Regions from separate parts of the Homo sapiens genome. Here all the other regions are linked to region 1. Evidence: chromatin loops called from intact Hi-C (ENCODE). Cell type or tissue: Calu3. All regions are shown on one strand. Region 1 holds the start of HTR1E (5-hydroxytryptamine receptor 1E). Region 2 has its middle 65 kb from the start of CGA. Region 3 has its middle 79 kb from the start of SNHG5. Region 4 has its middle 500 kb from the start of SNHG5. Region 5 has its middle 80 kb from the start of HTR1E. Region 6 overlaps LOC101928842 (a long non-coding RNA gene).

Region 1 (5,000 bases):
TTCTACCATAGCAAGCCACTGAGATTTGGGGGTTATGCTTGGTTACTATAGCATAACTTCCTGAAAGCTGACAAATGTTGAAACCTACCTATAAACATTTCATTCTCTCCCTCTAGCCTCTGTCACACCACAGACATAAAATGCAATTTGAAGCTCAGTCTTTGAAATCAACAGTAAAATGAGAGAACCATGTCACAGGGTTGTTGAAATTGTTTAGTGGAATCATGTATGGAGAGCACCTAGGATGGTGTGAGCTCAGAAATGTGAGCTCCCTCGCCACCATAATGCCTTCCCTTCATGTTTCATTCCCACTTCCGTGGTGGAGGTAGGAAATGACAGACAATGTCAACCAGAATCTTGATTCTTCTCTGTAATCGTGTGATGAACAAGTTATAAACAGCTCCTGCCTCACAAAACTTGTAGTCTTACTTCTAGCAGAAAAATGTACCATGTGCATGCTTGCTTCCTCATCTATTAATGTGAAGTTCCAGCATCCAAGTGAAAAATTAACAAATGTAATTAGGATTGTCTTGGAGATAGAGGGAATCCATTGTTCATGATTTTTCCCTCTCCCAACCACTATCAACCACCCCACCATCTATACACATCACCACTGTCAGTACCACTTCCAGAAATTACTCCCTGGTCCTAAAACCTGGATTAGATTGCCCTCCTCTGTGCTCCCATAACATCCTGTACTTACCCCTTCTCCAAACTGTTACTCTGGAATGGATTTACTAGTTTGGGAATTAGTCTTCCCACTGAGAGAATAAACTGTTCCTTCATTATTTTAGTCCTAGAAGTTGCCCCATGCCTCAAACGTGGTAGATATTTACCAACATTTTTTGAATTAATGAATGAGTGGATTTGATAAGTTAATTTCTTCATAGTGACTTTTGAGTTCCCGCTGCAAGTTGATGACTTTTTTATGCCAGATGCCCAGGGCTCCAGGCAATCCTTATAGTTTTTCTAACTGACAAGGAATTCTCTATTATGAAATGGGGATGTGATTTACATATACCTGCAATCTTAAAGCACTCATAGAGGCCACTGGAAACTCAAATGGGTAATACAAATTGAATTAGCAGCTCTTGATTAAGAGAGCATTGATTTTATTAAAACTGGTAGAATATATGCCAGAAGTTAATTAATAGCTTGAAAATAATCAGACACTTCATAAAGCTGAACATCTGCCAAAAAGCGGGTATTCTGAGGTATGTTCAGGAAAGTTTCCAAGTGTATAATATTTGTTTCCATAGTTCCTTATGTTGTAATAACCAAAAAATAGGTAAATCAATTTTAAATAAAGCAATTTAACAAACTCATATTTCCTTTATATTTTGGAGGAACTCCAAACTTGCAAGAGTAGAACAATGTCCTTACTTACTCTCTTGGGATATCTAAAATATCTTCAGTCCTATAAGATTCTTTTTTAAAATGAGGAATGATTCTTGTTCTGCTTATTTTTACATAACACCTTTATCATCAAACAAACTTCAAGATGTGTCATCTTTAGTAGGAAAACATATTTCCACCTCATCCTCCTGTTAGACTTCAGTCTACTTAAGCCTATTCTCAGTTTAATGGGATTAACAGAAGCAAATCACAATTTAAGACTATAGTTTACCAACCTTCCTTTCTCTTGTTCAGTGAAATTCCCCTGATAATCCATCAGTCAACCCCTGCTGGCCTTGAGAGGCGCTCTAGAAGGCAGGAGAAGGGCACACAGGCTCGCTTTTTGAACTGAAGAAGGGTTTCATTTGGTTTAGAATTGTCAAACTTCAAAAAATAAATAAATAACTTAAAGTGTTTTTCAAATCAGCCATAAGGCTACAAACCAGAAAGAAAAGTGTGAGGCAGGTGTTTGGGGCAGCTACCCAAGTTGCCTACATGGTTTCCAAGGTCCTTTCAACTCTAAGGTTTGTGTATCAGGCTGTCTACAGATCATACTGTCTCCATAAGATTGTCTAGTTCATTTTATGGCTAGTTTGAACAATCTGATTTTCTTTTTTACAATGGCAGGGGCTCAATCCATGTTAGGCTTCAATGTTGAGTCACCCAAGTTCTCCACAGAGAATAACCAACCAGCCGTAAGGAAGCTTCTTTTAGCAATGCCAGGATTCTGCAAAGTCCCTCCCAGCTTAACTTTTCTGACCTTGCGGCAGCAGAACAACAAAAAGAACAGCCCCTGGCACCCTCAGAAGAGCACAAAGCCCTCTGACAACCTGAGATGGCGCCCAGGTAGACTTCCCTCAAAAAAAAAAAAAATGGCAAGGCTGCTTCAGCAGGTCTTTCAGCCCCAACCACTCCACTCTCCGTCTCCTTTTCTTCACTGCTTTCCCCACCTCTCTTCCCCCCTTCCACTTTGACCCACCCCAATTTTCGTCCACTTCTCCCTCACCCCTTCCTTGTAATCTCTCTCCTTGAGGCATCCTGTGGATGTTGACTGTAATCTCCCCTGGAGGAGGGCTAAGAAATGCACCTCCAGAGGGTCTGTTTGCCATTGGAACCGCGTAGAGAAAGCGTGCAAACCCGTCAACTGCTCCCGCCGTTCCTCTCCCTCCTCAACCCAGGCTCGCTACAGAAGAAGGGAGTAGGGTCTGCCCCCTTGTTGTATCTATTTTCCCCTTCTCCGCCAGGGCTGTGGCCGGCAAGGGGCTCAGGAGGTGAGTCCCTTGCCCACACCTCCAACCCCGCTGGCCCGGTTTATAACATGGACAGCCCTGCCCTCTAGTGTCTGCAACCGGGAGCCCTAAGGCGCCATCAGCTCCAGAATTTCTCTTTTATAACCTAAGCAAGACCTGGAGTACCTCGGAGCTGCGACCTCCAGTTCACAATACCACCTGCCTCACACCCGGGCTCATCTTTTCATCCCACACCCACCACCCCCCTCTCCGTTCACGGTGTCCCGGGAGGCTGCGACCTGCGTAGATGATTTAGCAGACTGCCCCTGCCCATGCTCCTGCTCCTGCTCCTCCTCCTCCTCTTCCCCGCTCTCTCCCTCTCGCCTCCTCTTCCAGTCCAGGCGCCCAGACTCGGCGAAGCGCAGCGCCTGCCACCAGCGGTGCCTCGGGCTGCCCGGCGCGCCGCGCTCCCAGGTTCTGTCTCGCCGCACCCCGGCGGGCACTGGCGCGGGCAAGGACGCTGGCGGGGAGAACGCCCTGGGCTCAACGTACTCCAGAATCGAATGTTGAGAGAAGCAGTGCTCTGATCCAGCTCAGGAGAAAAAGGAGCGGGTTCCGAGTGAGACTTCTGGAGCCAGCTGGACGTGCCGGTTTGCCCAGTGCGGCGCGGCTGCACGCACCGTCCACAAGGTGAGGGGCGCACACCTTCCGGGACGACCTTGGCTTCCCTTCTTACCCCCACCCACTCCAGGTACTCCAGCTCTGGCTTGGGGATGTTTGCCAGCTTTGAGGCGCAAAGGCGGCGGGAGTTGGGATGCGGGGTGTCGGAGGGAGACTGAGGGTCGCCCGGGCACCGTGCCTGCACCCTGGATTATAGTACAGAGAGCATTTCTTGTTCAAACAATTCCTCAAATGTGTGAACCTGAGAATCAACATTGTGTATAACTGTGGTTTGAGCATTTCATCCTGCTTCCTTGCAAAAGGATTAGAGGCAGCTTAAAGATTAAATAGGTATGGAACGGGTGCTGGGGGGGGCCAGGGAAAACTTGAGTAGAAATCACAGGGAGGTGGTGTGCTCCAGGGACCCCGGAAGAACTGTGTGATTTCAAAGCCAGCTGATTAAAAAACCTTTGATTAGAAAGGACTGCACTGTTGCTCCAGCCCTCAGAAAATAATACTGTGCTCAGTCCTGATAAACAAAATGCCCAGGTGTGGAGGTAATGAGGCAGGCTCATTTTTTTTAAAATACAAAATAAATCTTGGAAGTAAGAGTTAAGATGAGAAGTTTGGTCTTAAGCCATCTCCACCCAATACTGCAAGGTGAGAGGCTGACCCCCTACCTAACGAAAAGGAAAGGAAATTGAGTCTAAAGGGAAGTGATTCCAGCTCCTATCACAGGATCATAGTGGTTTTGCATCTATATGTATATTTCTGCCTGTGCCCAGTTTTGGAAGAAAGGACCTTGTATTCAACCCAACGCTGCTTGTCCTTGAGTTAGAAGGATAAGGCAGATGGTGTCAGCATCCCAAGGTGTTTCTTCCTAACCTTTCTTATTGTCCTTCCTTGCCTCCTGCACCAAATCTCTTGGGGAGGGAGCAGCCCAGGAGGAAATAATAGATCGTCAAATGGGTTGGGGGAGCAGTGTTTTTTCCAAAATAATTTAGGCTCATTTTATCATTCTTATGTTTTCCCTCAAAGCTCTAAGCAGTACATCGTCCTAAGCTGAATTTAACATTGCTCCAGAATATATATTTATCATAGTTGTACATTCAGACACAATATGCATAACCTTAAACAGCCAGGATGCACTTGTGAATCAGGGGCTTCCCTTACTTAATCCTGCGCAAGAGAGGCAAAGCAGGCACGTGGGTCTGATTCCCTGTGCGGTCTCCTTCATGAGGAGCATATGTGAAATACCTTTGAAATACAGAGAAGATTGAGACAGCTTTTCTCTTTCTGGTACAGTTGCTTTCCTGCTGAATTAAATGAGATGACCCTGTCTTCAACAAATAAATGAATGGAGGCATTTGAGGCCCATTTAACAAATGCACAAAATATGCCTGCCTCTGTTTTTCCTCCCTTCAGAGCTTTAGCCTCCAGCCCACGGAGTTGTGATGATGAAGCCCACCTCCTAAGTGGGACTCAGCTCAGTTTCTGTATCATATTTAAAACAGAGTATGTTGCTTATTTCTAAAATTGCATAGCACCTCACCACTAACTATTTTGCTGCATAGAGGTATTTCATCACTAAGAGAGCTATATAGAGAAACTCACTCAAATCCTGATTCATCATTGTTGATAGAACTTAACTATTGTGTCATCATCACCTGACATGGGCTGCAGAAGCTCCAAGGATTGCTATAGATCTCAATTGAG
Region 2 (5,000 bases), 93 kb after region 1:
AAGTAATGTTGATGTTTCTAGTCTAGGGACCACACGTTAAATGGCATAGATTCCCATAACCTAGTGTTAGTCATTCTCACTCAAAGTCACTTGAAGAGAAATTGGCAGGAGAATGAAATCTGCATTTCCTGCATATCATGATTTCAGCAATAGCAATTAAGAACAGAGAAAGAATGAACAAGCAAATACAGGCATACTTGCAGGACTCTGATGGAACTACAGCAGAAAATCCAACTGACCTTTGAGCAAGTTGGTTCAGAAAGACAGTGGAGATGAGTGTCCACACTTGGGACCTCAAGCAGATGTGTAGAACCAGAGCCATGAAGGTAGAAAACTAGGTCCAGGACAGAGTTCTCATTGCATCACTCATTTTGCCCACAGCCCAGTGCAGAGGGATTAGCATTTAATACCTGACCCAAAATTAAGTTATAATAATACTGCTTAAATAATTTGCTATGTGCATTTATGCTTCAAATTAAATATTTTATAAATGTCTTTCATCCTATGGGTTCATATATTTTCAACTAATTATTTTGTTGTCCTAACAAAGTTTCTGGATCTTAAACATCCTTTTCAGGCAAGATTAAAGAGAGTAACTGAGCTAGGAGAATTTAGCTGACTGGGATCCTGAGACCATCTACCTTGTCTTTCAAAGCAATTAAAAGGCCAAGAGAAGCAGAAAGGAAATGGGAAAGAGAGGAATCTGCTTCTGTTTATTTAGTTAGCCTCTGTCACACCTGAATTATAGGATACTGCAAATCCAGAGTCCTAACAGCTGCAACAGCAAGACACACAAACATAAAACAAGCAATAAAGAAACATCAATAAAAGACCCTTTCCCAACAAAATGTTCTTTACTTTGCATTTAATACAATATAATCTAAAATGTGTGCTTAAATTTCAGGATGTGGGTCTATACCATTAACACAAGATATTTAAATATGCACCTAAGTCAGCATCTGAAAAATGGCTCACCTAGCTTCCAGAGTTCCACCTGACTATATTCTGTGAGCTTTACACCTTGTTCCCCTTCAGGAAGCTAGAATTTTCAGGCCTGTGTGTCCTGATAAAAGCCTCAATACAGAAAGTCATCCCAGGTGAGGAGGCACATCACACCTCCTCATTTTGAGGATGGGCCCTACACTATCAAGAAAAGCCAGGAATCATAGTTTTGCTTTCCTTGGCTCTTGTTATATTGACAATCAAAAACTACCTTACAGGGTATTTCTGAAGTTTAACCCTTAACACTGTTATACTCTTTGGGCCTTTCCTACACTTGTTCTTGCTTGCATTCAGCCAGGACTGGATGCCAGTAAAGGAATTAAATAAGTGAAATTTGTTTTCTGTGCTCTTTACTCTTCTGATAACCATCAGACACCAGGGTCCTCCTGTTGCTCCCAGCTGCCCACAGACCTCTGTAGCACCCACCCTGGACCAATAGCCCATGGTCAGAAAACATTTTCTTCCTTTGGAAACAGCTCCGACAACAGCTTAGGAAATTTCCCCCCATCCCCATTTCATATGGCTCCAAGGAGGCTTTCCATCACAGAATGCCACTCCCAGCAAGGAGTGGGCACGTGACCAAGGTCTGCTCAATCCAGGTCCTTTCCTGGGACTATGGCTGGTGCCTAAGAATTATTAAAATGGGAGCCCAGAGCTGCCAGTGGCCATATTCTCTATTTGAAGGCACCAAAGCTAACGAGACCAACACAGAGACAGAAGATAAAACCAGAGTTGGAGATACAGAGGAAGCCATAGCATTTTTGCTAATGAGAAATCAGAACAGTTAATTCCACCAACTCTTATGCTTCTTGAAAATATATGCAATAATAATCATAGTTTACTAGGTTACTTCTCTCAAGTAATATATTTGAAATTAACTTGAGACACTCTGGTAGACTGAAAAGAATATTGAATATGCTGTAAGACAACCTATGTTTAAATTTCAATTCCAAAATTATTAGCTGAATGGTATCAGGAAAGTTTCTTCGTCTATAAAATATGGGTAAAAATACTTCCCAGATTGTTGTGAGAGTTAAATTATGTAATACTCGAAAAGTGCTTTCGTTAACTATAAAGCCAGAGAGAAAAATAGAAAGACAGAAAAAGAGATTGAAGGGGATGGGAATTAAAGTCAGAAAATCTTTAAAATTGCCTAAGATAATGCAATGATATTAAAAGGATTCTAATTTGATAAATAATGCTAAGAAGTCAGACATTTGATGTCTATCTGGAAACTGCCCAGCACTTTTAACCCAAGTTCTGATTTGATCTCAGAGCCCTCCAGTGTTTGATACACGATGCACCTAAATCCTCCTGTTTTCAGTGCTGTTCCCAGAAAAACAAATAAAAAATTATTGTCATATTATACTGAAACTAGACCTTGGAGAGCGTATATTCAATTCCCACATTTATGAGATGAGGAAGGGGCTATATATACAAACAGTATTTCAGAAGCCGAAATCATACTATTTATTTTGAAATTTCACCCTTTATATTTTTCCTGAGTGTCAAAATTCAGCAATTACCATTTTGATATAAATAAGATCCACTCTTATTTAAAATGTATAATTAAGGTGTATCTATACTGATTGGGACCAAATTATCACTCGGTAATGTAAACATGATGCTTTAAATATACATTTACATCTTGGAATTATTTTAGAACAGATGCTTTGGCAATTAAAATGCAAGTATTTTTTAATCAAAGCCTGTACTTATGACAATTCCTTGATGCCCCCTACTGGCCATAACATTATCATCCAGTGTACATATGAATTCTTTCTGCATGACCTTCTAATCTGCTTCATAATATGCCTGAACACTGGGAAGGCTGACTTGGGGAATAAAATAAGTAAATAAAGGGCTACACAAAATACAAAAATGCATCAAAAACATTAAGCCAATAATATAAACCCAAAACAAATCATTACTGGGTAAATTTTCAAATCATTACTGGGTAAACCAGTTTCACTTAATATTTAATTTACGAAGCATAATAATCATGAAGTGAATTTTGTTCTTATTTTTAAATTTTCCGATTGCATCAGACTCTATAAGAATGGTCTATTGAGAAGTGCAGGCAACATAAAAATATGAGTAAATGCCCTAACCAGTCAGATAACTTTAAGACCCAAGTGAACTTAACTAAAATACATTCCTAGTTCCCATACAATTTTATACACACACGTACTCATGCACACACACTGAACACCCTGCATGGCATAAATATCATACTTTTGACCCAAAGAAAAATCATGACCCCTACAATAAACCAAATTATGGTTAGCCTAATGCTATAACCAATTAAATCCCTGATAGCCCTCCATGACCAACTCCCACCACCACCAACACATCATCTCTGGAGCCCCTGGGTTTCCCAGCCTCTCATAGACAAGTTTATCAAAACATTCCCCATATGAAGACCCACCAGGCCCTACTTCCCAAACAACCACTTTTGAGACCCACCATCTACTCATGTTGAACACCCTAAAGGGCGTTCCTGAGCCATCTTTGCTGCCAGTCAGATCTGAGACCTTATGCTCCCTGTATCACACCTCTTCCTATCCCCGAGGACCCTGGCTCCTAGTCCCAGAGTTCTCTTTTGATTTCTGCACCCCCCACCCTTTTTCTACCTGTCCCTCACATCCCAGCCCAATGGCTGTATTCATTTCTAGGGCTACCATAACAAAATGCCATGGTCTGGTGGCTTAAATGATGGAAATGTATTTTCTTACAATCCTGGAGGCCAGAAGTTCAAGATCAGGATGTCAGCAGGTTTGGTTTCTCCCAAGGCCTCTCTCCTTGGCTTACAGATGGCTTCTGTCTCACTGCATCTTCATATGGTCTTTCCTCTGTGCACGCACAACTCTGGTGTCTCCCTGTGTGTCCAAATTTGCTCTTCCTGTAGGGACACCAGTCAGATCAGATAGGGCCGACCCTACCAGCCTCATTTAACTTAATCACCTCTTTAAGGACCTTTTCTCCAAATTCAGTCACTTTCTGAGGTGTGAGGCCTTATGGTTTTAACACATGAATTTGGAGATGCGGGGGCCACAATGTAGCTCATAATACCAATAGACACCTAATAACAGGCCTCATGGTGTAGAACCTCGTGTCCATGTGGTAAGCGTGGAGCCCCTTCCCCACTGCCCTGCCCATAGATTGAGTGCCTCCTATCTGGGATGAAAGCTGAGGTTGGTTGGTTGGTTGGTTGGTTGGTCGGTCGGTCGGTCGGTCGGTCGGTCGGTTGGTTGGTTTTAGAGACAGGAGTCTCGCTCTGTCACCCATGCTGGAGTGCAGTGGCATGATCATAGCTTACTGTAGTCTCAAACACCTGGACTCAGGTGATCCTCCCACCTCAGCCCCCTGAGTAGCTGGGACTACAGGCATACGCCACCTCGCCTGGCTAATTTTTTTTTTCTAGAGACAGGGTCTCACTATATTGCTCAGACTGGTCCAAATTCCTGGCATCAAACGATCCTCCCATCTTAGGCTCCCAAGGTGCTAGAATTACAGGCATGAGCCACCACACCTGGCTGAAAGCTGACGTTCTGATTGTTGCTTGGCTCTATTCAAAGTTTCCCCTTCCCCGAATGCAGAATCTTTTCAGCCTGGAAAATGTCCCCACAGTTAATGTAGACCATTAAATATATCCATTCCTCTGGTCTACTGGATGTGTCTCAGGCTGAATCACAGGTTCATCTACCTCACCTACACCATGTTGACAAAATATTACCACTAATTATAATAACGGTGTTAAAACCTTTATTGAGTTCTAACCACGTCCCAGACACTTTGACAAGCACTTCTCATGCATAATCGTCACTATAATCCTGTAGATTTGATGCATAATAGATGATCAATAATTATATGAAGAAATTAATGAATGAATGCTATCACTGTGCTTATTTTATGGTTGAGGATATATAGACTCATAGAAACTAAGTAGCTTGCTCATGGTCCTGTAGCCAGTAAATGGCAGAGCTGGTTCTCTTCAC
Region 3 (5,000 bases), 1.2 Mb before region 1:
AGAGTAAACTGCAATCTAACTTGTGTCAACAGACTGTAATCCACTCTTGTAAAAAGTAGCTGAGTCTCAGCCAATCACAGCAGTTGAGTTTCAGTCAATCATAGGCAGCCATCTGTAAAAATGAAGTTGAATTCAGGTGAACACTGAATTCTAACTAATCTAGATGTCACTGTACCTCATTTTCATTTTCTGTATATCACTTACTTTTCTATGGCTGTAAATATAACCTGCACATGTGATGGGGCAGAACAGTTTGAACCATTTTTGTCCAGACTGCTGCCTGATTCTAGAATCACAAATAAAAGCCATAGGATCTATAAAACCATATTTGTTGTAATTTTATCTTTTAACAATTCTTATGAAGTCCAAAGTAGGAAATTTGTTTACTAAAATCTGATAATAGATGTGACTGTTACTGAGGCTCATGTGTAAATTCAAGGGAAAAACAGAAGGAGTACATTGTAGGTGCTCAAAAATTTTAAAATAAATGTATTTCAGAGAAATATTGGCCATTTACAGCAATTTGGGCTTATTATATTCATCATTTTCTGGATAATTAAAAACAATGTAAAAAGTGAAGTAGAAGCCCTCTTATCTGATTCTATATTTGGTCTTGTCACCATGAAAAACTATGCTCAGACTTGCAGATAAGTCATTTGGGTTTACTTAAAGATTAATATACCCAAATTTTCTGCCCTCCTTTTGTGAGAATTCCAGGCAGTTGTCAGAATAAAGCTTTTATACCATATATTGAGGTCAGCAGTGTAAGAGCAGTGTACTTTTAAGGGTCAAAAGTTTACACAAATATTCCCAGATAATGCCAGATGTTATGATTTGATTTTTAACCACAGACAGACTTTGTATTTCAGGTCATATAGACCCAAGTTCATTTTAGAATCAGACCATATATACATTCCACAGAAGTTTTTATCTAAATATACATGTATATAAAAAATGAGCATCTAAAGAAAAAACCCTTTAGTGTTAGTGAATCAAAAAAGTTCATTAAGTGGAGAATCCTTCAAAAGACAATAAGTACCTAAAATGTTTTACTTTAGAATAAAATATATAAATGAATATTTTACCAATCTTTTGATAGAGAGTGAAGCCTTTTTTTTTTTCTTAGATGGAGTTTTGCTCTTGTTGCCCAGGCTGGAGTGCAATGATGTGATCTTGGCTTACTGCAACTTTCACCTCCAGGGTTCAAGCGATTCTCCTGCCTCCACTTTCCAAGCAGCTGTGATTACAGTCATGTGACATCATGCCCGGCTAATTTTGTATTTTTAATAGAGATGGGGTTTCACTATGTTGGTCAGGCTAGTCTCAAACTCCTGACCCCGGGTGATCCACCTGCCTCGGCCTCCCAAATTGCTGGGATTACAGGCGTGAGCCACCTTGACCGGCCGGTGAAGGCTTTTATTAAAAATTATTTTTAAGCAGTTTGCTGATGTGAGGCTTTTAGGTTTAGAATTTTTTGAAGTTTTTATTACTTTATTTTCTATATTTTATAGTTTTCTTGTCTGTGTAGTTTCAAAAGAAAGTCTTTTTCTCCAATTATCTTTTCCTGAAGTCATCCCAAAGAATCCAACTTAGTTTTCTTTAACAACATTTTCTTTCTTTTTCAATGAATAATTCATCTGTATGTTATTTAATTAGACAAATTTAAAACAAGTACAATTGACATAAATAGTTCAGGATCAAACGATTGATGCTTCGAAAACGGGCACTTCATTCAGTGGGAGCTAGGGAGTGGAAGCACATCAGAGCCTACCTGCTTGGTCCCAAGACTTCCTCTTGTTTTGTGAGTCTATGTTTCAAAGCAGGAATGGAGAGCACTTGCTAGACAATTAATTGATGATGAGTTGAAAGAGACTCTATTTTACAAAGTTTTTGTTTGAGTTACCAGTACCGTAAAAGGAACAGCATTTTATTGTGAATTATTCATATTGTCTATTAATACTAACCAAGTTTTCAGGTACTTGTCTTTCCCTCACTAAAATGTACTGACATAAATTGGCCTAGCAATAGAGGGCATTTTGTGTTTGCTAAATGATTTGGTTCAAATTATTTCATATGCAACTGAAAAATATTTACCAATAAATTTAAGTGCCTATTCCATCACAAGAGGGCACTCAAGCTCCATTTTCAAAGCAAGTTTTATTTCAGGCATCAATTCTGGAGGAATTAAAATTGAAATAAAATTTAGACCTACACATTGAATTTCAACTTCAGTAAACTGTTTTTTTAAATTTTATTATTACTATACTTTAAGTTTTAGGGTACATGTGCACAATGTGCAGGTTAGTTACATATGTATACGTGTGCCATGCTGGTGTGCCGCACCCATTAACTCGTCATTTAGCATATCTCCTAATGCTATCCCTCCCCCCTCCCCCCACCCCACAACAGTCCCCAGAGTGTGATATTCCCCTTCCTGTGTCCATGTGTTCTCATTGTTCAATTCCCACCTATGAGTGAGAACACGTGGTGTTTGGTTTTTTGTCCTTGGGATAGTTTATTGAGAATGATGATTTCCAATTTCATCCATGTCCCTACAAAGGACGGGAACTCATCATTTTTTATGTCTGCATAGTATTCCATGGTGTATATGTGCCACATTTTCTTAATCCAGTCTATCATTGTTGGACATTTGGGTTGGTTCCAAGTCTTTGCTATTGTGAATAGTGCCGCAATAAACATACGTGTGCATGTGTCTTTAGAGCAGCATGATTTATAATCCTTTGGGTATTATAATTCATCCCAGTAATGGGATGGCTGGGTCAAATGGTATTTCTAGTTCTAGATCCCTGAGGAATCGCCACACTGACTTCCACAATGGTTGAACTAGTTTACAGTCCCACCAACAGTGTAAAAGTGCTTCTATTTCTCCACATCCTCTCGAGCACCTGTTGTTTCCTGACTTTTTAATGATTGCCATTCTAACTGGTGTGAGATGGTATCTCATTGTGGTTTTGATTTGCATTTCTCTGATGGCCAGTGATGATGAGCATTTTTTCATGTGTCTTTTGGCTGCATAAATGTCTTCTTTTGAGAGGTGTCTGTTCATATGCTTTGCCCACTTTTTGATGGGGTTGTTAGTTTTTTTCTTGTAAATTTGTTTGAGTTCATTGTAGATTCTGGATATTAGCCCTTTGTCAGATGAGGAGGTTGTGAAAATTTTCTCCCATTTTGTAGGGTGCCTGTTCACTCTGATGGTAGTTTCTTTTCCTGTGCAGAAGCTCTTTAGTTTAATGAGATCCCATTTGTCAATTTTGGCTTTTGTTGCCATTGCTTTTGGTGTTTCAGACATGAAGTCCTTGCCCATGCCTATGTCCTGAATGGTAATGCCTAGGTTTTCTTCCAGGGTTTTTATGATTTTAGGTCTAACATGTAAGTCTTTAATCCACCTTGAATTAATTTTTGTATAAGGTGTAAGGAAGGGATCCAGTTTCAGCTTTCTACATGTGGCTAGCCAGTTTTCCCAGCACCATTTATTAAATAGGGAATCCTTTCCACATTGCTTGTTTTTCTCAGGTTTGTCAAAGATCAGATAGTTGTAGATATGTGGCATTATTTCTGAGGGCTCTGTTCTGTTCCATTGATCTATATCTCTGTTTTGGTACCAGTACCATGCTGTTTTGGTTACTGTAGCCTTGTAGTATAGTTTGAAGTCAGGTAGTGTGATGCTTCCAGCTTTGTTCTTTTGGCTTAGGGTTGACTTGGCCATGCAGGCTCTTTTTTGGTTCCATATGAACTTTAAAGTATTTTTTTCCAATTCTGTGAAGAAAGTCATTGGTAGCTTGATGGGGATGGCATTGAATCTATAAATTACCTTGGGCAGTATGGCCATTTTCATGATATTGATTCTTCCTACCCATGAGCATGGAATATTCTTCCATTTCTTTGTGTCCTCTTTTATTTCATTGAGCAGTGGTTGTAGTTCTTCTTGAAGAGGTCCTTCACGTCCCTTGTAAGTTGCATTCCTAGGTATTTTATTTTCTTTGAAGCAATTGTGAATGGGAGTTCACTCATGATTTGGCTCTCTGTCTGTTATTGGTGTATATGAATGCTTGTGATTTTTGTACATTGATTTTGTATCCTGAGACTTTGCTGAAGTTGCTTATCAGCTTAAGGAGATTTTGGGCTGAGACAATGGGGTTTTCTAAATATACAATCATGTCATCTGCAAACAGGGACAATTTGCCTTCCTCTTTTCCTAATTGAATACCCTTTATTTCCTTCTCCTGCCTAATTGCCCTGGCCAGAACTTCCAACACTATGTTGAATAAGAGTGGTGAGAGAGGGCATCCCTGTCTTGTGCCAGTTTTCAAAGGGAATGCTTCCAGTTTTTGCCCATTCAGTATGACATTGGCTGTGGGTTTGTCATAGATAGCTCTTATTATTTTGACATACGTCCCATCAATACCTAATTTATTGAGAGTTTTTAGCATGAAGTGTTGCTGAATTTTGTCAATGGCCTTTTCTGCATCTATTGAGATAATCATGTGGTTTTTGTCTTTGGTTCTGTTTATATGCTGGATTACATTTATTGATTTGCATATATTGAACCAGCCTTGCATCCCAGGGATGAAGCCCACTTGATCATGGTGGGTAAGCTTTTTGATGTGCTGCTGGATTTGGTTTGCCAGTATTTTATTGAGGATTTTTGCATCAATGTTCATCAAGGATATTGGTCTAAAATTCTCTTTTTTGGTTGTGTCTCTGCCAGGCTTTGTTATCAGGATGATGCTGGCCTCATAAAATGAGTTAGGGAGGATTCCCTCTTTTTCTATTGATTGGAATAGTTTCAGAAGGAATGGTACCAGTTCCTCCTTGTACCTCTCGTAGAATTTGGCTGTGAATCCATCTGGTCCTGGACTCTTTTTGGTTGGTAAGCTATTGATTATTGCCACAATTTCAAATCCTGTTATTGGTGTATTCAGAGATTCAACTTCTTCCTGGTTTAGTCTTGGGAGGGTGTATGTGTCGAGGAATTTATC
Region 4 (5,000 bases), 760 kb before region 1:
CACAAAACCTATACCTGAAGAAGGGGGAAGAGGAGAGATCTTGATGCATAGAAGAAAAGCCTCATGAGAAACAGCCAGCTTCTTCCCCACTGCTGAGATTAGAAGGGATTCTCTGGGCTGGTGAGACCAGTGACCAGGTTCCGGGAGGAACAGGCTGGGTAGGAGCAGCACCAGAATCCAGACACCTAGCTGGTCTTGTGCAACCTCCAGTCATGTCTTGCCTACACAAGACCTGTATTTTTTATACTTCCTGTCTGTTCAGGTGAGGCTATCCTTCCACATCAGCCCCAGTGGGTCACTACTGATTATGCAGAGGTATCTGGACCCATTTGTGCCATAAGATCTGCAAGGATGCTCTCTGAGTCACAAGTCCATTCCAGTGGCCTACAGGGTCCTGAAGGTTCAGCCTTTACTACTTCTCTGACCTCATTGCCTACAGCTTCCTGCTTGCTCACTATACTGCAGTCACACTGGCTTCTTGCTCTTCCTTGGGAATCCCAGGCACATTGCCTTTGCACTGGCTGTTTCTCATGCCCAGAGGGGCTCTACTCCCAGAAATTACCTGTCTTTTTTCAAATGTGACTTCTCAAAGAGATCTTCACTGACTGTTCTGCCTGAAATTGCAGCCCAGCCCCAACCCATGCCTGACACACCTGACCCCTCCTACCCTGCTCACCTTGTTCTGTTTCCCATAACTCTTACCATACTCTAACAAATCATGTGCTTTACTCATGTATTAGGTCTGTTGTTTATTGTTTCTCTCCCTCTAATAGATTACAAGCTCCACAGGGGAAGGGATTTCTGCTTTATTCACAAATGTATCCAAACATCTGGAGCAGTGTCTCACATACAGTGAATGGTCAATAAATACTTTGGAATGGATGAATACTTAAGAGAAGAGAGTAGTTATTACTCTTTAATATCTCAGGACTTTCCAAACCACCTGAGATAAACAGTGGAGTCTAGGTTGTGTGTGTGTAAGACAAAGACCCCTACCTCCATCTATGCTTGGATGGGACTGAAGAGAGCAAGAATAAGACTTGCCTTCTAACTGGCTCCCTATCAGACTGGCACTGTGTTATCTCTGTTATACAAAGAAACCTGATTTCATTAACAAAAGCTGTAATAGTTTTTAAATGTCCAATACTATTTTTGTAAGGGCATCTATTAGTCTGGAGTTTATAAATGAAAGCAAATTTTCTTTTAAATTCACTATTATGAAAGGAGATTTCATTCTTAGCCAAGCCTTTCTAAATGAGTGTAACTTTTAAGTGTATCTATAGCATTATTTTCTTCCTGTCCTCTTCTGCCTGTCCATCGTTTTCTGATGAATGGTCACATGTAAACCTATTGGCTCAGGGAAGCCTGACTTCTAGGCCTTTGGGTGGCTGGTTACTGGCTTCAATGCAGAACAGGTCATTTGCAGAACAGGTAGAAAGTCCATTTATATGAAGAGCACTAATAAAAATGATTATTTATTGAATAAATCTGGAAGCATGACAAGGAAGCTATGAGACTTACTTTGAAGATGAGGAAATGGAAATTTTAAGGAACCCAGGTTCACACATTTAGTAAGAGGCTGAGGTGAAATTTGAGCCTCATTCTGTGTATTGTAAACCTTCTGTTTTTACCATCTGACTGGTGGACTGATTGTTGACATTTCTTCAGCACTTTCAACTTTTCCAAACAATGACCCATCAATGATCTCATTAAGTGCTCAAAAAATGCTTTTGAGTGTAGGGACCAGCCCCACAGGGTCGGTGGGTCTCTCCCTGTGTGTGGCGATGAGACAGTGTAGAAATAAAGACACAAGACAAAGAGGTAAAAGAAAAGGCAGCTGGGCCCGGTGGACCACTACCACCAATGCGCGGAGACTGGTAGTGACCACGAATGTCTGGCTGCGCTGTTATTTATTGGATACAAGGCAGAAGGGGCAGGGTAAAGAATGTGAGTCATCTCCAATGATAGGTAAGGTCATGTGGGTCACGTGTCCACTGGACAGGGAGCCCTTCCCTGCCTGGCAGCCAAGGCAGAGAGGGAGAGGAGACAGAGAGAAAGACAGCTACGTCATTATTTCTGCATATCAGGGACTATTAGTACTTTCACTAATTTACTACTGCTATCTAGAAGGCAGAGCCAGGTGTACAGGATGGAACATGAAGGTGGACTAGGAGTGTGACCACTGAAGCACAGCATCACAGGGAGATGATTAGGTCTCTGGATAACTGTGGGCAAGCCTGATTGATGTCAGGCCCTCCACAAGAGGTGGAGGAGCAGAGTCTTCTCTAAACTCTTCCGGGGAAAAGGAGACTCCCTTTCCCGGTCTTCTAAGTAGCGGGTGTTTTCCCTTGACACTTACGCTACCGCTAGACCATGGTCCACCTGGCAACGGTTGTCTTCCCAGACGCTGGCATCACCGCTAGACCAAGGAGCCCTCTGGTGGCCCTGTCCCCACATAACAGAAGGCTCACACTCTTGTCTTCTGGTCACACCTCACTATGTCCCCTCAGCTCCTATCTCTTTATGGCCTGGTTTTTCCTAGGCTATGATTATAGAGCGAGGATTATTATAATATTGGAATAAAAAGTAATTGCTACAAACTAATGATTAATGATATTCATATATAATCATATCTAAGATCTATATCTGGTATAACTATTCTTGTTTTATATTTTATTGTACTGGAACAGCTCGTGTCCTCTGTCTCTTGCCTCAGTGCCTGGGTGGCTTGCCGCCCACATTTGAGGATCCATGAGTTGCACGAGGAAGGACAACCAGAAAATGTTTTCTACTATGTGAAGGGTTGAGTCAATGAGATTGCTCTGCTCAGAGCTGTGGCACCATGCTTGTGAAAAGCATTTTGTTGGAGAATCTCTCAGGGCATCTGGGTACTGTTGTGCTGTTACCCTGTACCAAGAAAAGGAATGTCTGGCCATGGGCTAGCCTCTGACATAACCTCAAAACCTTTACTGTCCACACTTGCAGAAGCCTGAAATATGTAGTTGATCTACAAGATGAGCACATTTTTCTGGGACCAAGTGCCTGTGTCACATTGATCATAAGCGTGTCTTTCTGCTTTTTTTAAAAAATAGTCTTTCTCATTGAGCAGAATTACACTTTGCAAACCTTGAAATCACAAATTAGACCACACATTGCAGTGGTTATTGACATTTGTGGAATATTAATATTTTTGAGAGTGTAATTAACCTTATACTTTTTCCCTAGAAAATATGTAGTTATAAACATGTCAAATCTTCCTATATTTAGAAAGTGTTCTTAGAAAGTTCAGAACCTTGCAGCAAGGGATAGGACACTTGAATTTTAAATGTGTATCCTTTCTCCACTCACTCTCTCTTGTCCACCCCAAAATATCCTAAAATAAAAATGTTTTACAAAGCAATGGTGTGGCAGGAGTTTCCTCTGTAGAATTTTGCTCACAACCTTTATTCTTTAATTTAAAGTTATTGATTCTACGTAATTATTTCCTAGAGAAGTTAGTTGAACTAAAAAAAATCTATCAGCATTCTGAAAGGCTGTTTCTCATCTGAGGCTGAGACTGCATCCTTCTAGTGGTCATCTGCCACATGCAGTTGACACTGTAGTCTACCACAGAGTGGTCCATGAGCTCCCGGTGACATGGTGTCCAATTGCCCCAGAGAGGTTGGCATCTTCAAGGCAGAAAGTGCTTATCTGTTTAAAATTCCATCATATGCATGGCACAAGGTTAATTAAACTTTAGTGGTGTGAAACTTTTAAAAGGTGACTCTCAGTCTTTCTCAAATTGTGAAATTTTCTTGCAAGTGTCAGATTAAAAAAAACTCTTAAGAGATGTGTATCTTTACAAAATAAATTGCTTTAAAATAACTTTCATTTTGAAAACCTCTGAGATTTTCAGAGCATCTGGGTAGGTAATTGGAGAGAGCTGATATATCATGAAATCTGTTTCAGGCTTTCAGGATCAGTAAGAGCACTGTTATATGTGGAAGTATAACTGAGCACCGTTATGCAGAAACCCGGTTAAGTCCTACATCTATCCTATTAGGCAAATGTGTCAATGAATTAGAAATGTGCATTAAGTTTGTAAACAGAGTTTTCAGTATTCCAGGGGCCATTAGAAACCGCTGACTGTTGAACACTGTGATTGAATAGGTTGTTGATTTCTCTTTTTTAAACAAGTGTCAAGATCATGTACTAACTCACCCAGAAATGCCATTTTAAAAATAATATCTTCTAAAGTCATGGTCTGAAATGTTCTTTACTGGAGTTTTCAAAAGTATGATTGATATTTTACTAAACGTAATCTAACTTGTGCCTTGAGTCAGAAACAGACATTTTGGGAAGCATATTTTTTTTCCAATTCTATCCTTTGTTTTATTTTGTTTGTTTTGTTTTTTCCCCCAGTGTATTGACCAGAATCTCAATCTATGCAATTTGGATAGTTGTCTATGAAGCTTCCTATAATGATTATTTAGCATTTTGAAAATAAAAGATTTGTGGAGAATGACCACAACTGCAATAAGGACCAGAAGTTTAACATGTTTTTACTAAAGCATTTGCTTCAGCAGACTTTACATTTATCAATCACATGTTGGAGTTCTGATATTAACTTCCAGTTTATTCCCACTGAAAAAATCAGTGGAAATGCTCAACCAGGTTACCTCTACCATAGCCCAGGATGACTTTCTTTGCTGTATTGTCCAGACTTTGCCAACTTTCTTCTTTTACTCCATATCGTTCTTGTCATGGGTTTTCAGGCAGAAGTATTGCTTTCATAATTCATGCTCTTTCTACTATTTACTGATTTTTAAAATATAATCTGCAAATGTTTAAAGTTCACATTAGAATAATTCTAATGCATTGCATTGCTAATGAGTGTTATTTTCTCCCATATTCTCCCATGTATAAAATACCTGCTACTAATTCTCTATGAACATAGGGATACCTTTTCTTGCTGCAGGTCCTCTAAATGGGGGTTCTCTGTATCATGCTAGCTCCTGGCT
Region 5 (5,000 bases), 79 kb before region 1:
TATGGAAGTCTCATGACATCGCCATTCCTTCTCCCAGGTTTAGTGTGGGACCCACTCCTGGGAGAGTCTTAAGACCCACAGTCAGAAAGAGGGGGGAACGTCAGAGTGGAAAGAAGGCAGAGGAAGTTCAGAGGCCTGCCCCTGAGGCCTGACATACCCAACATTATAACGCAAAAGACTGTAACAGGGATATGGGTGTTATGGGCCAGGAACTGGGGATGAAAATCAATGTATATCATAACACCGCAGTCCCCTAAAGTACTCAAGAGCTCTATCATTCAAAGCATAATTTTGTTGTTTTAAACATATTATGGAATATTAAACTTGCTTTATAATGTACATAAAATGTCAACTTATTTGACACCACAATTTAAAGAAATTATACACTTCCTTATGTTTTTAAGTTGACATCTAAATTTATCTCAAACCTAATAGTTACAAAAGATGCAATTTCTAGTATATTGCATATCAGGTATAAGATCTAAATATATTAATATACTTGAAGTTGCAGATTTAGCCCATTCAACTTATGAAACATGTCTGCTGTATGTTTATGAGACATATTTCTGAAACAATTTGTGAAACATCTGCTGTATAAAACCTCACTGGAAAAGCCAGTTCTCGTGGTCAAGCATATTAGTCAAATCAGATTTATTGCCATACAAAGCCAAACTTACATTTTTCAATTCAAAAAAAAGTCAGTATGTACTCCATAACACACATTCTACTTCTGAATTCTAATTCTAATTTACATAAACAGAGAAAAGGTTAGCTAGAGCCTTTCCATGATTTTGTTACCTAAATAAAATCAGGCATTTCTCATATACACATGTATCTTTTGTATATAATTTTATTATATATACACAATACATATAATTTCATTGCAATTGCTTATGTAAATATGTTTTTAACCAAAGGCTCTTATTCAGGAGCTTTACATATTCAAACACTCCTCTTTTTAGCCCCTAACTTTTTTATACCCTGGGAAATGCATCATAAGATTCAGGATGGATGAGAGGTGCACATTTTTTTTTTTTGTAAAGTAGGAGGTGACCATTGTGAAAAGAGTGGTAGGAATGGAGAAATACTGACTGCAGGAGTGGTTTTCAGATAGATCAGCTTAAGGAAGAGACACAATGGAAGCTGAGCATCTTCAGAATGATTTCCTTAAAGCTGTCCAAGCCATATACCCCTGGAAAGTCTTCAAATATCCTCAAGGGTATGCATACTCTGTTTAAAGATATCTGAACTGGGATTCCTTTATGACTGAAAAAAATGTACAGCAAATTCTTATGTCCCTTATTATTGGAAAAAAATGAGACAGAAAATTCAAGAAAGCATTTACTTCTCCAGGCTCTTTTATCCTCAAGTCCTCAGGACAAAATTGCTTGCCATAACCACAAATAAAAACAGCAAAGAGGCTTCATAATAGAAGCCACTCCTACTGGCAGTGGCTTCCCAGTTTGCTTGTGATAAGGTTTATGAGGTTGAGTCTGTGCTTTTCATAAAAGAATGCCATGGCTAATTAGCAATATCTGGCAGGATGTGGAAATGACAGCCTAAGTGCTACATCAGTCCTCCCACCCTGTCAGCATAACCTAACAAAACAACTTTATTTGAATTTTATTCAGTTTCCTATTTAACCTTTGGTTCCTGCAATTCTGAGCATAGGTACATTCCAAAGAATACATGTTTTTAAAGTGGGTATGCACAGGTTTTTACTTTATCATATACATAATATACGTAATAGCATATGTAAATTTTCCCCAAATAAGAAGAAAATGCATTTATTAATCAATTGAGAAGACAATATTTATCCACTTATTTATTACTAGATAGTCTTGGAAGAGCATGAATATGCTTTATTCACTAATTAGAAACTGCTTTAGCTTTAGTATTCCTGGAAAATAAAGTGCAAGGGGATAATCAATGAAGAGATGCCTGAACTGATTAACAGGGACTATGTCATGAAGGACCTTGTGAGCCACGGGACTGATTATTTAAGCAATAGATGTTATCAAAGAGTTTTAATCTGCTCACATCATCAGATTTATACTGTGGAAGGCTCCCTCTGGTGGCAGTGTAGGGAATGGATCAACTAAAGTAGGTAAGACAGTAAAAGCTTTGGAGAGACTTGAGGTATTCTAGATGAAAGATAATATTGAGGAAAAATAGTAGTAATTGTAGCAGGAATAACGAAAAGTGGAAAGACTTAAGACTGTAACAGCATCTCCTAGATTTGATAATCTGTTGGAGGTAGGCAGTAGAATGGATGGTGATGTCACTAACTTGGGGAATTAAAAATAGAACAGGCTTGGAATAAAAGATGACTTCAGATTTGGACATATGGAATTAGAAATACTTGTCTATAGCTGAGAGCAGAGGTCAAAGTCAGAACTAAAAACAGAGGATCTGTGGCATAGAGACGATAATTGAAGCTGTGGGAGTCAGTGTGGTGAAAGTGGGGCACATGTGTGGTGTGGGGTAAAAAGGAGGGCTAACTGAGGAACAACAACATCACAGGGATGTTCAGAAAGATGCCTTGCAAAGGAGACAGCGGGGTGACTAGAGAGTCAACAAAAAACTAGAGCAGGGTGGGTCACAAACAGCAAGGGAAGCAAAGTCTTCAAAAAGAGAGTAATCACAGTATAAAATGTTGACGACTGGAAAGTTAAAAAGGACAAGGATATGTGGACTGGAAGCATGCCCAGGTTCATGTTGTTGCAAATGGAAGAGTATGTGTTAGTGAGAGGTTTTTCCCTGACTTGGTAACTTAAGAGAGGGTGCAACGGGTTGAGAAGCAATGAGAGGTGAAAGAGGAAAAATTTGGGTATGAAGAGGCAAAGAGAACTGCATTAGTTAGGGAGGAATACAGGGCTCAAGGAGAGGTTTTTTATGTACATAATGAACTGATTAACAATACTACAGTCAAGCAAATTAACATATTCATCTCCTCCCATAGTTAACCATTTTTAGTGTGTGTGATAAGAACACCTAAAATCTACTCTGTTTGCAAATTTCTAGTATGCAATACGGTATTATTAACTATAGTCCTCATGCTGCCCATTTGATTTCTAGATTTCTTCATCCTACATTAATTACATCCTTGTGCCTTTTGACAAGTATCTCTCCATTTCCCCCACCTCCCCACCTTCAGTAATCACCATTCTACTTTCTGCTTCTATGGAGAGTAGAAGTGAGTTTTTTTAGACCCCACATATAAGTGAGATCATGTGGTATTTGTCTCCCTGTATCTGGCTTGTTTCACTTAGCATAATGTCTTCCAAGTTCATCTATGTTATTGTAAATGGCAGAATCAAGGAAGATTTGTTGTTGTTGTTGTTTTACATATGAAGAATTTGGAAGACTTTCTAAAGGTGGCAACAGCAAGATGGTAGAATAGGAAGTCTATGGCTCCACTTTCACTACCCAGCCAAGAGAAGGATCCACTAGCAACTATCCACAGGCCAGAACATCTTTTCAAAAATCCTACTACTTAGATAGAACTCACATAGTCCCCCAAACTGAATGAAAACCAAATTAAAACGATAAGAAGAACAGTCTCACTTTGACTGCACTGCTCCTCTCCCTCCCCCAAGTTGCCACAATGCCAGACGGAGAGGAACTCCTTGACCCAAAGTTTCTACTGGGGGAAAAAAGAACTGGAGACAGTTATCCAGCTTCCCTAACAATCTCATATAATTCCCAGGAAGGCTACTCCAGTCTCACTTCATGAGGAACACTGTGGGTAGGTAATAGCACAGCTAGACTGCCCAGGATCAGGTAAAAACAAAGGAAGGAAGCAGAGGTCACAATGACCAGCATACAGATCTTGGTGGTACCTCTGCATTTCTGCCAGCCATGGAACCAGATGGAAGACACAAATCAACATGAAGCTGACCTCATGGTCTTCAGAAGCACAGTAGGAAGTTCAACCTAGCTTGATTCCCCAGAGGGTTAGTCTTCATGCCCAGTCTCAGAGCCCACCCCAGTGACCCCACTGAGGCAGGGAGACCCCCAACTCCACCCATTGCAGATAAGCACAGTGGCTAGGCCTGCATGACTGGAGAAGTCAAGCAGCAGTTCCACTCAGACCAAAAGCCCACTCAACCATCCTGCCAAGGCACGGAAACTCCTACCTCAGCACATTTTGGAGAAGCACAGGCGCCAGACCTACTTGATCCAGGAAGTCAAACAGCCACTCAACTCAGCCAAAAGCTTGTCACACAGCTCCACTGGGACAAGGAGGGAATCCTCAATCATGCATTTCAAAGAGCGTGGCCTCTGGTTCTGTCTATCCCAAGCAGTATCTACACCTAACCTCAGTGCCCAGCCTGGAGCCCTGCCCAACTGCAGATCCCAAATAGCAGAATTATCCAGCCAGGGAATACATCTTATTATCAGCCTGACCAGAAGCTTTGCAGTCCCTAGCCAGCAGCTCCCCCTTATACCAGTGCCCAACCAGTGATATTGCTGGGCAGTGGAACCTAGCCAGGAGCCCCAGCTAAAAACAGAATTAAGGCAGCAGCCCAGCCAACTAGAGAGCCCACAAAAAGCTCTGCCTGCCTAGGGTCATTAGCAGCTGGCCCTTTCAGAATCACAGTTAGACTAAACAGTGAAGGTCTATCCCTGCCAAAGAACACCTGTAAAGGCCAGCAGAGGAGGCTGTCTCCTCAAATATACAGACAACAATGCAAGGACACAAAAATTACAAAGAATCAGGAAATCATAACACTCTCAAAATAAACTAATAAAGCTCCAATAATCAACCCTAAAGATATACAGATCTATCAAATGACTGAAAAGAATTCAGAATAATCATCTTAAAGATGTTCAGTAAACTAAAAGAATACACATTAAAAATTAAATAAAATTTGGAAAACAATACATGAACAAAGTGAGAAGTTTGATAAAGAAATAGACACAATTGCAAAAATAGAAATTCTAGAGATAAAGGTTACAGGCATGACTTAGAGATACTGTGGGTTCAGTTATAGACC
Region 6 (5,000 bases), 1.0 Mb before region 1:
TCCTAATCCTATGCCAGGTATGTGGCCTAAATCTATGACAAAGAGTGTTAGCTTCCTCTGCAAGTCACCCACAATGTTGAAATTGAGGCCTGAATGTAGCAAAAGATAGATCCAAGTTTTAGTTCATATTCATGAGCTTCAGCTCATCCTTTCAGGTTTCAGTTCATTCTTGCTCTCCCCACTTCACATTTCCCATTCATCCTTCTTTCCAGTCCAGCATCAGATATAGAAGCAACATCCTTATATAGAATCGTTACTAGCTCTCACAATTGCTAGGGGCTCAATATCAAACCCTTATGATAAACTTTATTCTATATCACTTATAGTGGATCTCTTTTCTGATTGAATCCTGATACAGGGAGGCAATTAGGGTTTGAACTAATAGGCCATGATAAAGAGTGTGGATTTTATTCTTAATGCATTAAGAATCTTTTGGATAGTTTTTGGCAGCATGCAGTAATGTGAATGAATTGAGGACAGTCATAGGTATAAGCAAGTTGAGCAGTTCTATATCAATAGTCTAAATGAGAAATGGTAGTAAATTGGACTAGGAAGATGGTAGTGTAGCTAGAAAGAAATGGATATATTAATACATTATTTGAGGTAGGGATAGTATGACTAGCTGATGAATTGGATTTGGGTGATAAGGTAAAGAAAAGAATCAAGAATGACCTCTAGGTTTTCAGCTTGAGCAAGTAGGTGGATAATAATGCCATTCATTAGCTCTAAAAGACTGGAGGAAAACAGACAGAAAGTTCTGTTTTGGAATTGTTAAATCTGAGAAGCATATTTGAGATCTGTGTAGTCAATAAGATATAAGAAATCTGGATCATGAGAGAGTTCAGTGCTGAAAATACAAATCTGGAAATTTTCAGCATAGATATGTGAAGTCTAGAAATTGGATAAAGTCATTCAGGGAGAAAGTGAATAAATATTATGATTCAGTTATGGCATAATAATTGAGTAGAGAGCATTAGCTTATTTTTTTAACAGTTCGCCATGCACTCATAGGTCACTGGTGATTAAACAAGACAATTCCAAGTACCCTTCCACCCACATTATAATTCTTTGACTTTCAGAATAAATATTGAATGATATAAGGTGATGATAATGGTAACTCCAATATAAATAACCATTATTAATATTAATTAACTTTATAAGAGAAACAATCGTGATATAATTGATGTTATTCACTCTTCCTTGCCTTATTAGAAAGGTATGTGATACGGCTTACATAGATAGAAGTACATTAAGCATCAAATTATAACAGCCAGGGACTATTAGAGTTTCTGGTTTTTGTCCTGGGAATAAAGGCAATGTGTGTTTGTTTGAAAAGCTGTCCTAAAGTTGACTTAGAAAAAAATACCAGCTTACTCTTGTTTACTGTCTACAGAAGCAATTCACTTCATGCCAGTTGTTAGTCTTGGGTGAATGGGCAAGTTGCTCTTTCCATTTCTGCACTAAGATTATAAAAATGTAGCACCACTTGAAACCAGTCCTGTAGCTTCTTGTATTCAATGACAGACTTAGGGATAAGTATAAAAGCAATTACTGGGGGGACCAGAATCTTGACTTTCCGTTTTGGCATTGGAATGATTATATATCATCGAGGAGATGCAATGTAGTGAGGCTTTGGAGTCAGAGTTCTGGGTGAAAATTTTGGGTCTATTACCATTTGGTTGTGTGACCTTAGGGTAAGTTGTCCATCCCCTTTGAGTCCCAGTTTCTTCACCAAAATGAGAATAACAATAACTAACTTCTAGAAATATTTTACTAAACAAAATACTGTGCCTAGTACACTCTTTGCAAATACTCAAGGTTCACCAGCTATCATTTATTGTTCATGTTTAGCCAGTTATATCTATTCTGTTTAAGTCTCTGATCTTCCATCATACCTCAAATCCCACAGATGACCTTCTCTTCTTCCTCCTTCTCCTCTTCCTCCTCTTCTCCTCCCGCCCCCTTCTTCATCTCCTTGAGGCATGTGTTAGTTATCTATTTGTTGCCTCTCAGTTTTAGATCTATCCTTCATTGCCCTGCTTGTGATTCTGAAGCATGTTTTCATTATCAGCTGGCACAATGTTAAATTTTGTCACTAGAGGGCACTGGATGTATGCTGGAGGATGAAAGGGCTTTTCTTCTGGTTCCTAGTGTGCTCTGCGCGATTGCTATTGCAGTGCATGAGTCAGGAGCATATAGGACAATTGGCTGATACTTACTTCCCCATGGGCAGCATTCCCTAGCACCCCAGGGGATTGCTTCCTATTGGGCCACCCCTATGGGTAGTTTCTCAGTGAGCTCTGCAGCATGGCATCTTTCTGTGGGCAGCTTCACCTAGCAACCAAGGAAGTAGTTTCCCAGCTCACCATCTCTGTGGGAGGCTTTGCAGTGAGTTCTGAGGTACAACACCTTGTTGAGGGCTTCCTTCAGCATCCCAGAAGGCAGCTTCTCAGTAAGTTCTACCAGCATGGCATCTGCATGAACTTCCACACAGGTGGATGGTGTCCTTCCCAGTGAAAGTTTGGATTTCAGCTCTGGAGGCCTCTTCTGTATTTGATGCATGCCTAGGTGCTGTGCTTCAGTGCTAGAGGTATTGATTGCTATGTATGTTTTCTATGTATTTATCCTTTAAGCTTGTCTTTATCTATTAGTAGGTAATTCCCGTTTATAGTTAATAATTTTTTATATTAAACTTCCCCTGTTCAAATTACTGTGTGGTTCTGTCTCCTGATCGGAATCTGATAGATATAAGATACAACTTACATGCAATGAAATGCTCAGATCTTAAGTGAACTCTTCCCTTTCACTCAGTACAATGTTGAGATTCATCCCTGTTGCATGCATATCTATGTCTCTATTATCTATCTATCTAATTATCTATTTATAATCTATTTTTCCTTTATATTACCAACTAGTATTTCATTGTATAACTGTATCACATTTTGCTGATCCATTCACCTGTTGATGGACATCAGGGTTGTTTCTAGTTTTTGGCTATTATATGTAAAGTTGCCATGAAACTTCTTGTGGAATCTTTTTGCTGTCATAAGATTTCATTTCCCTTAAACAAATACCTAGGAGTAGAACTTCTGGGATGTGGGGGGTGATGTATGTTTCATTTTTTTACGGAACTTCCAGTTTTTCAAAGTGGTTGCATCGTTATATTCTCCTATCATGAATGTCTGAGATCCTGGTTGCTCTGTGTCCTCTTCAATATGTTGTGTTTTCACAGCTCTTCTTTGAGACAGCAAGGGCTGATAACCCAGATTAGATGAAAGCTGGTGTGCTGTCCTTGGCCTGCTTGCTCTCAGATTTGTTCTTTGTCTTTTCACATTCCTCATGACCGTTCTGCAGTCTATTCTTTGGGAATGATTACCTACTTACAACTCTACTATTTTATAACTTTACCATCCTCTATGCTCCAACCACTTTTCTTTTTTATTTTTCTATTATAACTTTTATTTTTTAATTTTTAATTTTAAATATTTTTTATTATTTTATTTCAATAGGTTTTTGGGGAACAGTTGGTGCTTCGTTACACGAATAAATTATTTGATGGTGATTCTGAGATTTCGGTGTACCCATTACCCAAGCAGTGTACACTGTAGCCAATGTGCAGTATTTTATCCCTCCTCCCTCCCACAACCCTTTCCCGCATAGTCCCCAAAGTCCATTGTATCATTCTTATGCCTTTGCATCCTCATAACTTAGCTCCCACTTATGAGTGAGATCATACAATGTTTGGTTTCCCATTCTTGAGTTACTTCACTTAGAATAATGGTCTCCAATTCCATCCAGGTCGCTGCAAATGCCATTATTTCATTCCTTTTTATGGCTGAGTAGTATTCCATGGTATACATACATGCCACATTTTCTTTATTCACTCGTTGATTGATGGGCATTTGGGCTGGTACCACATTTTTGCAATTGCAGATTTTGTGGCTATAAATATGCATATGCAAGTATCTTTTTCGTATAATGTCTTCTTTTCCTCTGGGGAGATACCTAGTAGTGAGATTGCTAGATCAAATGGTAGTTCTACTTTTAGTTCTTTAAGGAATCTCCACACTGTCTTCCATAGTGGTTGTACTAGTTTACATTCCCACCAACAGTGTAGAAGTGTTCCCTTTTCATCACATCCATGCCAACATCGATTATTTTTTGATTTTTTGATTATGGCCATTCTTGTAGGAGTAAGGTGGTAGTGCGTTGTGGTTTTGCATTTCCCTGATCATTAGTGATATTGAGCATTTTTTCATATGCTTGTTGGTCTTTCGTATATCTTTTGTTGAGAGTTGTCGATTCATGTATTTAGCCCACTTTTTGATGGGGTTGTTTACTTTTTTCTTGCTAATTGGTTTGAGTCCCTTGTAGATTCCGGATATTAGTCTTTTGACGGATGTATAGATTGTGAAGATTTTCTCTCATTCTGTGGGTTGTCTGTTTACTCTGCTGACCATTTCTTTTGCTGTGCAAACATTCTTTAGTTTAATTAAGTCCCACCTATTTAGCTTTGTTTTTTGTTGCATTTGCTTTTGGGTTCTTGGTCATGAAATTTTTGCCTAAGCCAATGTCTATAAGGGTTTTCCTGATGTTACATTCTTGAATTTTTATAGTTTCAGGTCTTAGATTTAAGTCCTTGATTTATCTTGAATTGATTTTTGTGTAAGATGGGAGATGAGGATCCAGTTACATTCTTCTACATGTGGCTTGCCAATTATCACAGCACCATTTGTCGAATAGGGTGCCTTTTTTCCACTTTATTTTTTTGTTTGCTTTGTCAAAGATCAGTTGGCTGTAAGTATGTGGGTTTATTTCTGGGTTCTCTATTCTCTTCCACTGGTCTGTGTGTCTATTTTTATACCAGTACCATGCTGTTTTGGTGACTATGGCCTTATTGTATAGTTTGAAGTCGGGCAATGTAATGCCTCCAGATTTGTTCTTTTTGCTTAGTCTTGCTTTGGCTATGCAGGCTCTTTTTTGGTTCCACATGAATTTTA

Evidence for each region. Peaks named below come from ENCODE experiments on the same cell type or tissue, not always from the same donor. Only the 100,000 strongest peaks of a DNase experiment are listed, where the experiment ranks them.
Region 2: it touches region 1 in a loop (2.6-fold over the local background); 3 of 110 quality-filtered maps call a loop at or near these places.
Region 3: a loop joins it to region 1, with 7 times the contacts of the local background. A loop is called at or near these places in 14 of 110 quality-filtered maps.
Region 4: a loop joins it to region 1, with 9 times the contacts of the local background. A loop is called at or near these places in 2 of 110 quality-filtered maps.
Region 5: it touches region 1 in a loop (9-fold over the local background); 6 of 110 quality-filtered maps call a loop at or near these places.
Region 6: a loop joins it to region 1, with 8 times the contacts of the local background. A loop is called at or near these places in 27 of 110 quality-filtered maps.

The regions. Positions count from the first base shown.
Region 1 is chr6:86,934,510-86,939,509 of GRCh38, forward strand. HTR1E (5-hydroxytryptamine receptor 1E) reads left to right here and starts at 3,019. Exons shown (of 2, transcript NM_000865.3): 1 at 3,019-3,314. RefSeq lists enhancers at 2,803-3,358, 3,359-3,913. In Calu3, a CTCF peak has its summit at 2,700 (motif pointing left); a DNase peak (open chromatin) is centred at 2,722.
Region 2 is chr6:87,027,182-87,032,181 of GRCh38, forward strand. No RefSeq gene overlaps it. Among named protein-coding and RNA genes, the nearest start is that of CGA, 65 kb to the right of the region's middle. In Calu3, a CTCF peak has its summit at 2,692 (motif pointing left); a DNase peak (open chromatin) is centred at 2,760.
Region 3 is chr6:85,755,065-85,760,064 of GRCh38, forward strand. No RefSeq gene overlaps it. Among named protein-coding and RNA genes, the nearest start is that of SNHG5, 79 kb to the left of the region's middle. In Calu3, CTCF peaks have their summits at 2,129 (motif pointing right) and 2,333; no DNase peak of the experiment used is centred here.
Region 4 is chr6:86,172,911-86,177,910 of GRCh38, forward strand. No RefSeq gene overlaps it. Among named protein-coding and RNA genes, the nearest start is that of SNHG5, 500 kb to the left of the region's middle. In Calu3, a CTCF peak has its summit at 2,470 (motif pointing left); a DNase peak (open chromatin) is centred at 2,421.
Region 5 is chr6:86,855,078-86,860,077 of GRCh38, forward strand. No RefSeq gene overlaps it. Among named protein-coding and RNA genes, the nearest start is that of HTR1E, 80 kb to the right of the region's middle. In Calu3, a CTCF peak has its summit at 2,080 (motif pointing left); a DNase peak (open chromatin) is centred at 2,054.
Region 6 is chr6:85,921,023-85,926,022 of GRCh38, forward strand. The region is part of intron 4 of LOC101928842 (a long non-coding RNA gene); the gene reads left to right. Among named protein-coding and RNA genes, the nearest start is that of SNHG5, 240 kb to the left of the region's middle. In Calu3, a CTCF peak has its summit at 2,087 (motif pointing right); a DNase peak (open chromatin) is centred at 2,129.